Linked DNA regions of Homo sapiens: region 1 is linked to region 2. A link is a contact called in ENCODE Hi-C or POLR2A ChIA-PET data. All regions are on one chromosome and are shown on one strand. Each heading gives the region's core, a stretch centred on a gene start or an enhancer-like site at or near the end of the contact. The rest is flanking DNA. Distances are from core to core; before and after follow the strand shown. Region 1 holds the start of ALKBH2 (alkB homolog 2, alpha-ketoglutarate dependent dioxygenase). Region 2 holds the start of SVOP (SV2 related protein).

Region 1 (6,158 bases), core at 3,209-5,708, 72 kb after region 2:
CATGTGCTTTAAAACTGAAGACACCCAAAGCCAAAATCACGTCTTACTGTAGTTCCCCTGGCCAGTCTATGTAAACCTTTATCACATGATTTTGCCCTGCACTCAAAGGCCATACTCTGCATAGCCCGGCCCCTGCCCACTGCTGAGCTCATGCCATCCCCTTCTTTCCCTCATTCACTGCTTTCCGGCCATCCTGCAGCATTTTTGCTTCACAGACACTCCAGAGTCCCTCTGCTCTCCCTCCAGATGTCTGTGGCTGGCACTCTCCATTTAGTTATCAGCTCAAACGCACTGCCTCAGCCCTCCTCTAACCACCCCATCTGAAGTGACCTTCCCTTAAACCCACCCAGGGTTCTCCACCAGGGTGATTCTGCCCCAGGGGACAGGTATTGGGGGGTGGGGGACACTACTTGCAATCTAGTGGATGGAGGCCAGGGATCTGCTCAACATCCTGCAAGGCACAGGTCAGCCCCAACAACAACGAATGACTGGGCCCAAAATGTCTGCAGTGCTGCCGTTGAGAAACCTTGCCCTAATCGCAAACCTCTCAGCCATTCTCAGTCAAATCGGCCTGTTTAATTTTTTGCAAGATGGTTATCACTGTCTGAAATCGTCTAGGGTCAGGCATAGTCGTTCACGCCTGTAATCCCAGCACTTTGGGAGGCTGAGGTGGGAGGATCGCTTGAGCCTAGCAGTTTGAGACCAAGCCTGGGCAACATAGAAAAACCCTGTCTCAAAAAAAAAAAAGAAAGAAAAAGAGAAGAAGAAATTATCTCATTCAGCTGTTTGTTCAGGAGTTAATCACCTCTCACTTCCTACTCCGGGATGAGCTCCAGGATCCAGGAAGACCGAGTGCTGGCGCTATTCCACTCTTAGAGCCCCAGTGTACTAAGAAATGATTTGTACCAATGAACCAAATAGGGTGGAACCCTAAACACTTCCTTTTGGAGGAGACAGAAGACTTGTAACATTGAGTCCACTAAACAGGGTGTCACCTGTTGATGAGCACAAAGTTGAAGGTCTGTCCAGTCACCCCAGAGACGTGATCCCGGATGCGCTCTAGAACTGGGATCCAGGGCTTTGGAGACAGCGTGAGGCCTGAAAATGTGTAGGTCAGCCCAGCGTCGCCATACGTTGCCTGCTTCCTGGGCACACTGTGCCACTTCCCGAATACCTGGACTCTGGCCAGTGCTCCTGTGCAGAGGAAACATGGCAGTTCCTTTCTACCTGACCCCCATCTAGAAATCCAGATGCCCCCCCCAACCCGCACTGCCATCACCAGAAATCCAGTGCCCCACATACATGCTCCCTGGGTATTCAAGATTGAAAGGGAAGTAAGGAATAACATTTCCCCGTCATTCCATGCAATTTAAACCCCTCTTCAATCATCATTTTGGCTTGCCCCAAATTTTCTTTTTGTTTTGTTTTCTTTGAGACAGGGTCTCCCTGTGTCACCCAGGCTGGAGTACAGTAGCACAATCTCAGCGCACTTCAACCTCCACCTCCCGTGCTCCAGCAATCCTCCCGCATCAGCCTCCTGAATAGCTGGGACCACAGGGGCGTGCCACCATGCCTGGCTAACTTTTTTGTAAGCTCACTGCAACCTCCACCTCCAGGGCTCCAGCAGCCCTCCTGCCTCAGCCTCCTGAGTAGCTGGGACCACAGGGGCATGCCACCATGCCCGGCTAACTTTTTTTGTATTTTTTTGTAAGACACAGGGTTTTATCATGTTGCCTAGACTGGTCTTGAACTCCTGGGCTCAAGTGGTCCGCCCACCTCAGTCTCCCAAAGTCTGGGATTATAGGTGTGCACCACTGCACCAAGCCAACTGCCCCAAATGTTCATGTAAGAACAGTGACTCTTGTTCTACAAGGAGAGAAACATGGTCCTGGGCCATTTTTTTAGTGAACACTGTAACTTAACTGCCTTAACTACAGTAAGGGCAGAATAAAGAGGCTGAAATTGGAACACGATAAAGTTAGTTTACAGGCTAGGATAGCTTGTCAACTGTAGGGACTAAGGGCATGTGACCCCATGAAAGATGGGGCTCACACTGCTGGGGTCTCTTGTGGGCATTTCTTTTTTTAAAGAGATGGTGAGCCAGGCGCGCTGGCTCATGCTTGCAATCCCAGCACTTTGGGAGGCCAAGGCGAGGATCACTCAAGGCCAGGAGTTCAATTAACAGCCTGGGTAACACAGTGAGACCTACAGATAATTTAAAAATTATCCAGGCTTGGTGGTGTACATCTGTGGTCCCAGTTACTTAGGATGCTGAGGTGGGAGAATCACTTGAGCCCAGGCGGACGAGGCTGCAGTGAGCCAAGATCGTGCCCCTGCCCTCCAGCCTAGGTGACAGAGCGAGACCCTGTCTCAAAGCATAAAAGAATAAAGTGACGAGGGGGTCTCACTATGTTGCCCAGGCTGGACTTGAACTCCTGGCCTCAAGTGATCCTCCTGCCTCAGCCTCCAGAGTAGCTGGGATTACAGGTGTGTACCACCGTGCCTGGCCTGTGGGCTTTCGTTTTTTGTTTTGTTTTGTTTTGAGACACAGTCTCACTCTGTTGCCCAGGCTGGAGTGCAGTGGTGCGATCTCGGCTCACTGCAACCTCTGCCTCCCGGTTTCAAGTGATTGTCCTGCCTCAGCCTCTCAAGTAGCTGGGACTACAGGCATGCACCACTACGCACAGCTCATTTTTTGTTGTTGTTGTTGTATTTTAGTAGAGATAGGGTTTCACCATATTGGCCAAGCTGGTCTCGAACTCCTGACCTCAAGTGATTCGCCCGTCTCGGGCTCCCAAAGTGCTGGGATTACAGGCGCGAGCCACCACGCCTAGCTTCCTGTGGGCTTTTCTATGCCTCTCTGCCAGATCCTTGTGTCCTCATTACAGGATAGAGGTGTGGTTCTCAACATGTGCTCCCCAGACCAGCAGCACCTGGACTCTCCTTAGAAACTAAACTAAACCACAGGGGTAGGGTCCAGCAATCCAAGTCCTGCCAACAGCAAGTCCACCAGGTGATGCTGAGAACCACTGGTGTGGAGAAATTACCTGGTTATTTGCCATCTCTCCTATGAGACCAGTGATTCTCAAACCCTGACTGCCCATGAGAATCACCTGGAAGCTTTTTAAACAAACAAGTGGTCAGCCTGCACTCGGAGCGATTCTGATTGAAGTGCTCTGCAGTAGAACCCAGCACGTTTTTTTACTTTGTTTTGTAAACTTTCCCAGAAGATACTCATCAGTAGCCAAGGAGAGATTCACTCGAGTCATCTGTCAGCTCCTAGTAGACAGGCAATCCAGTTTCTTTCAAGTTTATGTCCCAAGCACCTAAGGGGCTTAGCCCAGAGGTGCTCAGAGAATATTGGATGAATCCATTAGTGAACCCATCAGTAAATAATGGATCCTGAGTTCAGATTTCTCCAAACATACGATCATTAATTGCACCAAACAAGCCCTCAATGCACACACACACACACACACACCCCTCTGCTTACCTGTAAAATATTCTACTTCTTTCTCCAACTCTTGGAAAATCTCATCTGCCTCAGCTTTGCCAAACAGGACTGTGTAACTGCAGTCCAGGCCCTCAGCCCGAATGTGCCGCCAGCTAGGGCCTGCTGAGTGGCCTCCATTCCCTGGGGCCTCTCTCCTGGGCCTCTTCCTTGTGCTTTCTTTGTCTCCTCCCAACACAGCTGGCTCTTCTCCAGTTGGCTCTTGCTCCTCCTGCTTCCTCAAAAGGCCCCCTTGAGCCCCTTTCACCAGGAATCTGTCCATCCTGTCCCCACAGGAAAGAAGGGACGTCAGTGGCGAGGCCAAGACAGAAATTGCTCAAGTTCTATCCCCAGTGCAAAAATCTGTTTGTCCAAGGGGTCTCACAGCAACATTCCTAGTTTCACATTTTCATTTTAAAGTTTAAAACCATGTCCTAGAAAGGAAACAGAAGATGTTAAAGCCGGAAGGGACCCTAGGGACAATCTGATCCAGGGTCTCCCACGTCCACCTGTGCATCAGAATCAGCTGGCTAGCTTGCAAAAACCCAGAGGTCTGCACTCCACGCCTGAGCACCTGAATTTTTAAAGAACTACCTCCTGGGAATTCGCACGCCACAGCTAAACTTAGAAACTACAATCCAAACCCTCATTTTGCAGAAGGGGAAACTGTTGCCCACAGAGGCGAAGAGGTTTGCCCAAAGTCAACTGTCCACCCCTTTAAGGAGGAAGGACCCATAACTGACCTCGCTGCCCCCCACCAGTGTTAAAATAGATCAGTCTAGTGATGCTCAAGTGGATACGATTCAGAAGCGAGACGCAAAGAGGTTAAACACGGGTAAACCGCACGCAAAATTCTGATATCACTGCAACACGTCCGTGGGGTGGGGGTGGCAAGAGTGCTCTAGCATCGCAGCTCCGGCGCAGATCGGAATCCCGCAGTCACCCTGGTGGCCTCGTGGTGGGAAAGACGCGCCCCAGCGAATCGGTCGCGTCACTTCCGGAGCACGCTGGGAACTACGGCAGGCTAGGGCGCAAAGAGAGCAGCCGGGCGGCCCCCTGGTGCCACCTGCTGGCCTCCCGTGTGTGGCAAGCACTGCCGCTTTCCCGTTGATCACCTGTTGGGCCACTGTCGAGAATCACGGCTGGGGTGAGAACTGTGGCTTGGCGTCACTTCTCAGTGAGGGTTACTTTGGTGTCCGGAAAGGGCGTTGGGCCACCAGTATATTGTCACGAGTGGGAGCAGGAGTTCTGCAGTCGGATATCGTGGATTCTGTTTCTGTCTCCTCCGCCCTGGCTGTGTGGCCTCCCACAGGTCACTTAACCTCTCTGGGGTTAAGTTGCCTCATCTGTGAAGTGCGGACTACAGCACCTATGTCATGAGAGCGCCTGAGGAGATGACAGGATGCATGAGAAATGCTCTGTCCTCTAAATAAATGTTGGTTCCATTATTGCTCGTTTTTCTTTGTTTTCTTGTTTTTTGATGTTGTTCTTGTTTGTTTTGTTTTTTTGAGACAGGATCTCACTCTGTTGCCCAAGCTGGAATGCAATGGCATGATCATAGCTCACTGCAGCCTTGAACTCCTGGGTTAGAGCGATCCTCCCGTCTCAGCCTCTGGAGTAGCTGGGACTACAGGCACATCCCACCCCACCCTAAATAATTTTTTTATTATTTTTAGTAGAGATAGGGCCTTGCTATGTTGCCCAGGCTGGTCTCAAGCTCCTGGGCTCAAGTGATCCTCCCACCTGGGCCTCCCAAATTGTTGGGATTACAGGCGTGAGCCACCACGACCGGCTCCTAATTTTTATTTACTCTGTCTCCCCTCAATGGAACGAAAGCTCCATGAGATCAGAGGCTTTGTTTTGACAGATTTCAACAAATGTACAATATTGTATGATCACCACCACAATCAAGATCTAAGACAGTTCCGTCCCTCCATAAAACTGCTCCAGCCTCTTAATCAACTTCGCCCATCACCCAGCATCAGCAACCACTGATCTGTCTTCTCTCCCTATAGTTTTGCCTTTTCCAGAATTTCATATACAGGGAATTGCCGTGGTTTGAATATCTGTTCCTCCAAAATCCGCGTTGAAATTTAATCCTCAGTGTGGCAGTATTGAGAGGTGGGGCCTTGAAGAGGTGATTGGGACATGAGAGCTCTGTCATAATGTCCTCATAAATGAATTAATAGATTAATGGGCTCAGGGGTTAATGGGTTAATGGGTTACCGTGGGAGTGGGACTGGTGGCTTTATAAAAGGAAGAAGAGAGACCTGAGCTAGCACACTCAGGCCCCTCGCGATGTGATGCCCTACACGGCTTCAGGACTCAACAGAGTCCCCACCAGCAAGAGGGTTTTCACCAGATGCAGCCCCTCAACCTCGGACCTCTCAGCCTCTATGAGAAATGCCTTTGTGGGACTTCTTTCACTTAAGCATATTGCTTTTAAGATTCATTTATGCGCCCCCCCACCTCCCCGCTTTTTTTTGTGAGACAAGGTCTGGCTCTACTGCCTAAGCTGGAGTGCAGTTGCATGATCTCGGCTCACTGCAACCTCCACTTCCCAGGCTCCACTCCCACCTCAGCCTCCCAAGTAGCTGGGACTACAGGCATGCACCACTACACCCGGCTAATTTTTGTATTTTTTGTAGAGATGGGTTTTTGCCATGTT
Region 2 (5,399 bases), core at 1,875-4,374:
TAAATTTAAATAGCCACATGTAGCTAGTGGCTAAATGTACTATTGGACATTGCAGCTCTAGATTGCGAGGTGCTTAAGCGCAAGAACCATTCTACCTTACTCAGCTGTAGAATCCTTTGTACCTAGGATGGTATCTAAGTAAATCAGTGAAAGAATGGATGGATGAATGAATGAATGAATGAATGAATGAATCGATCAATCAGTGTCTGCAAACTTGCTTTCAAGAAATCATCCTAGAAAGAACAGACCTAGAAAAGTCTGATTTGCACAAGGTCACACAAAAAGGCAGAACTGGATGCAAACTCTCAGCCTCCCAAATCTCCTCTATGTGGTGCTGTCCCAGAGTGGACAGCATGTGAAAAACAATGGTCTTTTGTGGTCTCAAATGAACCACCCCAGAGCTGTGTGAGGGTTCCTTCAAGTGTGAGGAAGGACTGTTTCTTAGACTCCCTCACTCCCTTTCCCCATTCCCCAACCATGTGAACTACTTAGTGGCTTATAATCTGCTAACACTTGGCCTCCCACGGGACTGAGCCTATTCCAAAGTCCACTCTTGCCAACCCTCTACAAGGCACTCTGAATTTTTTTTTAGCCATATTGCTCTCGGGAAATCTGCTGCCTGCAATCTGTGCATAATATACGAAGGGTGTGGTTTAAAAAACATCTAAATCGTGATTTGTAACCCACTCAGATTCATGTGGCCATTCCTTTTAGCTTACTCTTTTTTTAGAAATTGAGGTCAACACATTTCAGGGCTAATTTTGACTTCATTCAAATGTCATTTGGGGTTTGCAGATTAAGATTTTGAGGGAGTCCAGTACAGTAAACCTACATATTTTGTTTATATAAATGATTTTTCAGATGTAATAATAGTAATAGCTAATATGCATTGAGTGCTTTGTGTCTGCCCGGCATTTGGCATACATTATCTCATTTGATCTTCACAATAACCTTATGAATTAAGTACTGTTATGATCCTCATTGTGTAGCTAAGGAAACTGAGTCTCAGAAAGGTTAAGTCACTTGCTTAAAGTCACACAGCCAGGAAGTGGCATAGTAAGGATTTGAACCCAAGTATGTCTGATTCAAGAGATAATGTACTTAACCAGTACACAATTTGGCCTAATAGATAATATATGTATTTATGCCTATTAAGCACCAGAAAGAATAATCAAGAAACTTAACTCTGGGGAATAGAACTGGGGTTTGAAAAGAAAGGAGACTTACTCTTTATTCTTGTGCTTCTCTTTGAACTTTATTTACCTTTATTTATTGGTACATTGTATTATATTCCTATAAAAACCTAAATTTTTACATTTAAATAAGTGAAAACTTCTTATTTTTGCTTTTTTTAATTAAAGAAGGAATTGTCATGATAATGTCAGGTCTATATATTAGTAGATTAAATATACATGACCCTTTTGCAAAGTTCATATACACATGAATCTTTGAAAAGTTCACATCCTCTGACATTATTGAAAAATTTATCCCAGGAAAACCACAGTTCCAATATGTAGTCTAATTCTGAGTACCAAAGTTCACATTTCTGATATTAAATTATTTTTTATTGGGGGTAATCATTTTATTTTTGAACATGATATTTATTCTCAATAAAAGTTGTATGTTTTCCTTGGGAAATTTGTAATCAGACCTTTACATTTTTATGTACTGTTATATCTACGTCTGGATATTATTACTGAACATCCTCTAGCATTTGTGAAATAATGCTGTATTACATAATCAGATATACTATTTGTGGATCAATTAGTAAAACTTTAAAGCAAATTTTAAATTAATTAAAAATTTTGGTGAAAACTAATTTTACTCTGATTGAAAAGTAAACATTACAATCCCCTTCAGTACTCACAGCCTCAGAGAACTGTATCAGTCACACTAAAAGTCACTTGGGAGAATTCCTCAGTAGATTATAGAAAAAAATAATCCACCATTTTTAAAATCAAGAAAATACACACACACTAACTATAATTTATCCTTTCTAACAATCCCAAAGGGAATCTACTCTTACCACTCAAATGGCTAGTGCTTCTAAAAATTAAAACAACCCCTGCCCCACCAATGTTCTTTTTAATGCCCCCTCTCATACTCTTGGAATTTACTTAACAAATCACTATCTGCTTGTGGTAGGAAAAATCTGTAAGCCCCTCTACAAGGCCCCTGTCCTTTCGGTTGCTTGATATTTCCCCCAGATTCTCAGAGCAAATTTGGTTTTTCTTAAAAATCGCCATCCTCAAAGCAGTATATTCCTGATGTTCCGACAGTGAGTCTCACTCTAGCTAGCTGCTACAAAAACCTTTCATTCAGAAGAAGGCAAGAGGTTTCACCGACCGTGCACAGCCCTCTCATTCACACACTTCATAAACAACAGGACTTTGCCCAACCCTCTCCTCTAGGAAGGCATCCCAGTTTTTTTTATCAACCAGTTTGCAGCATCAGTATCATTCCCTTCCAAAAGACCTTGCAGAAAAATTATGGATTTCACAGCATAGGATTAGGGCTGGAAAGGACCGATGTCATTGCATAGACTCACCAATTCTGTCCACATTTCAAAACAGCAGCTAATGCTTTCTTAAAGCTCACATCTGAAAATCCTTTTAGGATTGAGAGCAATTAAAAGGGGAATCATAACCCCCGTGGTTCCCCCATAAGGTCCTGACAGATCTGATAAATGGAACTGAGTCAGAGATACAGAGGCTGGGCTGCTGGGGAAAGAAAATGGCTTGTCTCCTCCAGGCCCTAATTCCTTCCTCTGAAACAGTTCCCTTTAAATTCAAGAAACCATGCAGAGATGTACCCCCCCCCACCCCCCTTGCAGGTTTTCGTTTTTTAAAAGAAAGCCTGTCTGCCTCTTGCTCGCCCCCATGATACTCACGGCAGCTGCCTTAGCTGGAATAAGTCCTCCTCCATGTCCGCGCTGCGCCAGGATGAGCCCTTCTCATGGCCCTTACATGGTAGTGGTGGATGACGAGCCCTCCGGTTTTCAGCACCGGGAAGCTGGACAGCACCCGCGCCGCTTCCTCCCTGGAGCAGCAGCTGTTCGGGGAGGGAGCCGCTGGGGACCAGCCCACGAGACAAAGCCTCCGCCGCCAGGAGACCGCGGCGAGAGTGGGCGGAGAAGAGGAGGCGGAGGGCAGAGCGAGCTGCGCGGGGAGAGGGGGCAGGGAGAGCCCTTCTGCTTGGAAGAGTTCACAGGCTCTCTGGCTGATGGTGTATCACTGGGATGCCTATAGGGCACACCAGTCTGTGAAATGGTTGTCCGGGTACCAGTGAGCACCCTTTGATTGACGATGCGTGTCTAAATGTTTATTTGCGTGGATTCATTAATGTTATCCGTATAACACTCTTGAAACCCAGGCTGCTGTAACAAATACAGGCATGCATTTAAGTACGGTTTACTGAGCACCTATGTGCCAGGCACTGTAATAGGCACTGGGGGTATGACAGAACAAATTCGACCTGTCATTGTCATCGTGGAGCTAAGGGTCTAGTGAAATGAATCAAGAAAAGAAAAATGTAAATTAGGTATGAGAAGGCCAAAGATCACTCATTCTTTCAACAAGCGTTATTGGGTGAATTCTACAGCCCTGACCCTGGGGAATAAAAACATGAGTAAAATAAAGTCTCTGCCTTCAAGATCCTAGATAGTTTAATGGTTCCCCTAAGCCACCTCTCACTAGAATTTCTGACCCCTTTAGAACTTAAGCTCCATGAGGTTTCACTGATGTGTCCCAAGTACTAGAACAGTGTCTGGCACATAGAAGGTACCCCATAAATATTTGTTGAATAAATGGTTCTCAGTTCAGGCTGCATATAAGAATTGCCTGGCTCCATTTCAAACCAATTGAACTCAACTCTCGGGAGGTGGAGGCCAAGCCTGGGTATTTTTTATTTTTTCAATATTTATTTATTTATTTTTGAGACAAGTTCTTGCTCTGTTGCCCAGGCTGGAGTTGCAGTGGCATGATCATGGCTCATTACAGCCCCAACCACCTGGGCTAAAGCAATCCTCCCACCTCAACCTCCCTAGTAGCTGGGATCACAGGCTCATCCCAGCATACCCAGCTAATTTATTTATTGTAGAGATGGGGTCTTGCTTTGTTGCCCAGGCTGATCTAGAACTCCTGGCCTCAAGCAATCCTCCCATCTCGGCCTCCCAAAATGCTGGGATTATAGATGTGAGCCATTGCGCCCGGCCTCAGGGTATTTTTTAAAAGCTCCCCAGCACCATGAAGTGGAAACCCCTGATCAAGTGTGAACAAATGAAAAGAAAAGCTGGAAAATTATACAACAGAAAACTACTAAGATGATCCATGATGGCAACTGGCAAAAGCTATGAGAATGACCGTTGAATGGACACTTACAAGGAACTAAAGGAAGAAGGAAACATTTTTTTCTTTTTTTCTTTAATTGTTGACAAAGGGTGGGGGAAGTTGGAAGAGGGAACAAGAAAACCAATCTGAGAACTGAAAACAATCTCACATCGAATCCATAAAAGGACTTGAAAATCCAAAATTGAATGTGTGCCAGGCACCCGGATATGTACTTCACCATGGTCCCCTTGATCTTTGCAACAATCCTATGAGCAGGTGTGATTTTTATCCTTATTTTGTAAGATGAGGAAACAAGGCTCAGAGAAGGGTAGATTTGCTTGCACAAGGTCATGAGGACAGGAAAGAGTTGATCTGGACTTAAAACCCCGGCAGTCTATCTCCACAACCTGCGCCCTTAAATGCTAGGCTTTCTCTGAGTGTCTCAAAAGAAACCATCCATTGCGGGTATAGTAGGAGAAATTGGAACTATTGAAACATTGGATAACTTTAAACAAATCTAATGTTGGGAAAACCAATTATACAGTGGTACTCAAGCTCCAATGTATTATTTATCTAGTAAATATTAATGAGCAACAACTATGTGTCTGTCACAATGATAGTTTGAACTTATTCATGGCTCCTTCTCACCTCATACTGGAGTCAATCACAAGTTGTCCCACCCACACTTATTTCTAAAGGAATCTCTCCCCCATCCCTGCTGTGCACTACATTTGGTATCACATGATTCCTGGCCACAGCTGATTGGCTAAGAGGGTGGACACTTATCTAAAGACATCCAATCCAAACACTTGTCAGTATCCCCATTGTTGCATAGCTGGGAAAGGGAGCTGGACAACCTGGTACCTTTTCGATTATGGATTCAAATGTCTCTGAAGGTTTTTGCTTTAATTACCCCTTTTCCCTCAATCCTGGTGTCAGGTGGGGCTCTCTAGGGCTCTATGAATATTCATTATGCTCACTCTAAACAGCCCTCTTAGGGGTCGGGTACCATGGCTCACGCCTATAATCCCAGCACTCTGGGAGGCCGAGGCGGATGGATCACTTGAGGTC

The links. A loop is a pair of places that touch in the nucleus more often than their neighbours do. ChIA-PET counts read pairs that join two places held with the same protein, here RNA polymerase II (POLR2A). Pooled maps may share reads with other maps.
Region 1: a map of dorsolateral prefrontal cortex shows a loop between it and region 2 (7-fold over the local background). The contact joins the promoter of ALKBH2 here to the promoter of SVOP in region 2. A Hi-C loop is called at or near these places in 4 of 168 maps with a recorded cell type or tissue (K562, dorsolateral prefrontal cortex and posterior cingulate gyrus), 1 of 37 single-sample maps with no recorded cell type and 6 of 50 pooled maps. POLR2A ChIA-PET finds 5 or more read pairs at or near these places in 6 of 52 experiments (B cell, BJ, Caco-2 and 3 more).

What each region holds. Positions count from the first base shown.
Region 1 is chr12:109,089,014-109,095,171 of GRCh38, forward strand. It overlaps ALKBH2 (alkB homolog 2, alpha-ketoglutarate dependent dioxygenase), which reads right to left and starts at 4,459. Exons shown (of 4, transcript NM_001145374.2): 1 at 4,234-4,459; 2 at 3,494-3,924; 3 at 996-1,194. The coding sequence starts at 3,773.
Region 2 is chr12:109,017,944-109,023,342 of GRCh38, forward strand. It overlaps SVOP (SV2 related protein), which reads right to left and starts at 3,125. Exons shown (of 16, transcript NM_018711.5): 1 at 2,891-3,125. The coding sequence starts at 2,925. It also overlaps a transcript of USP30 not described here.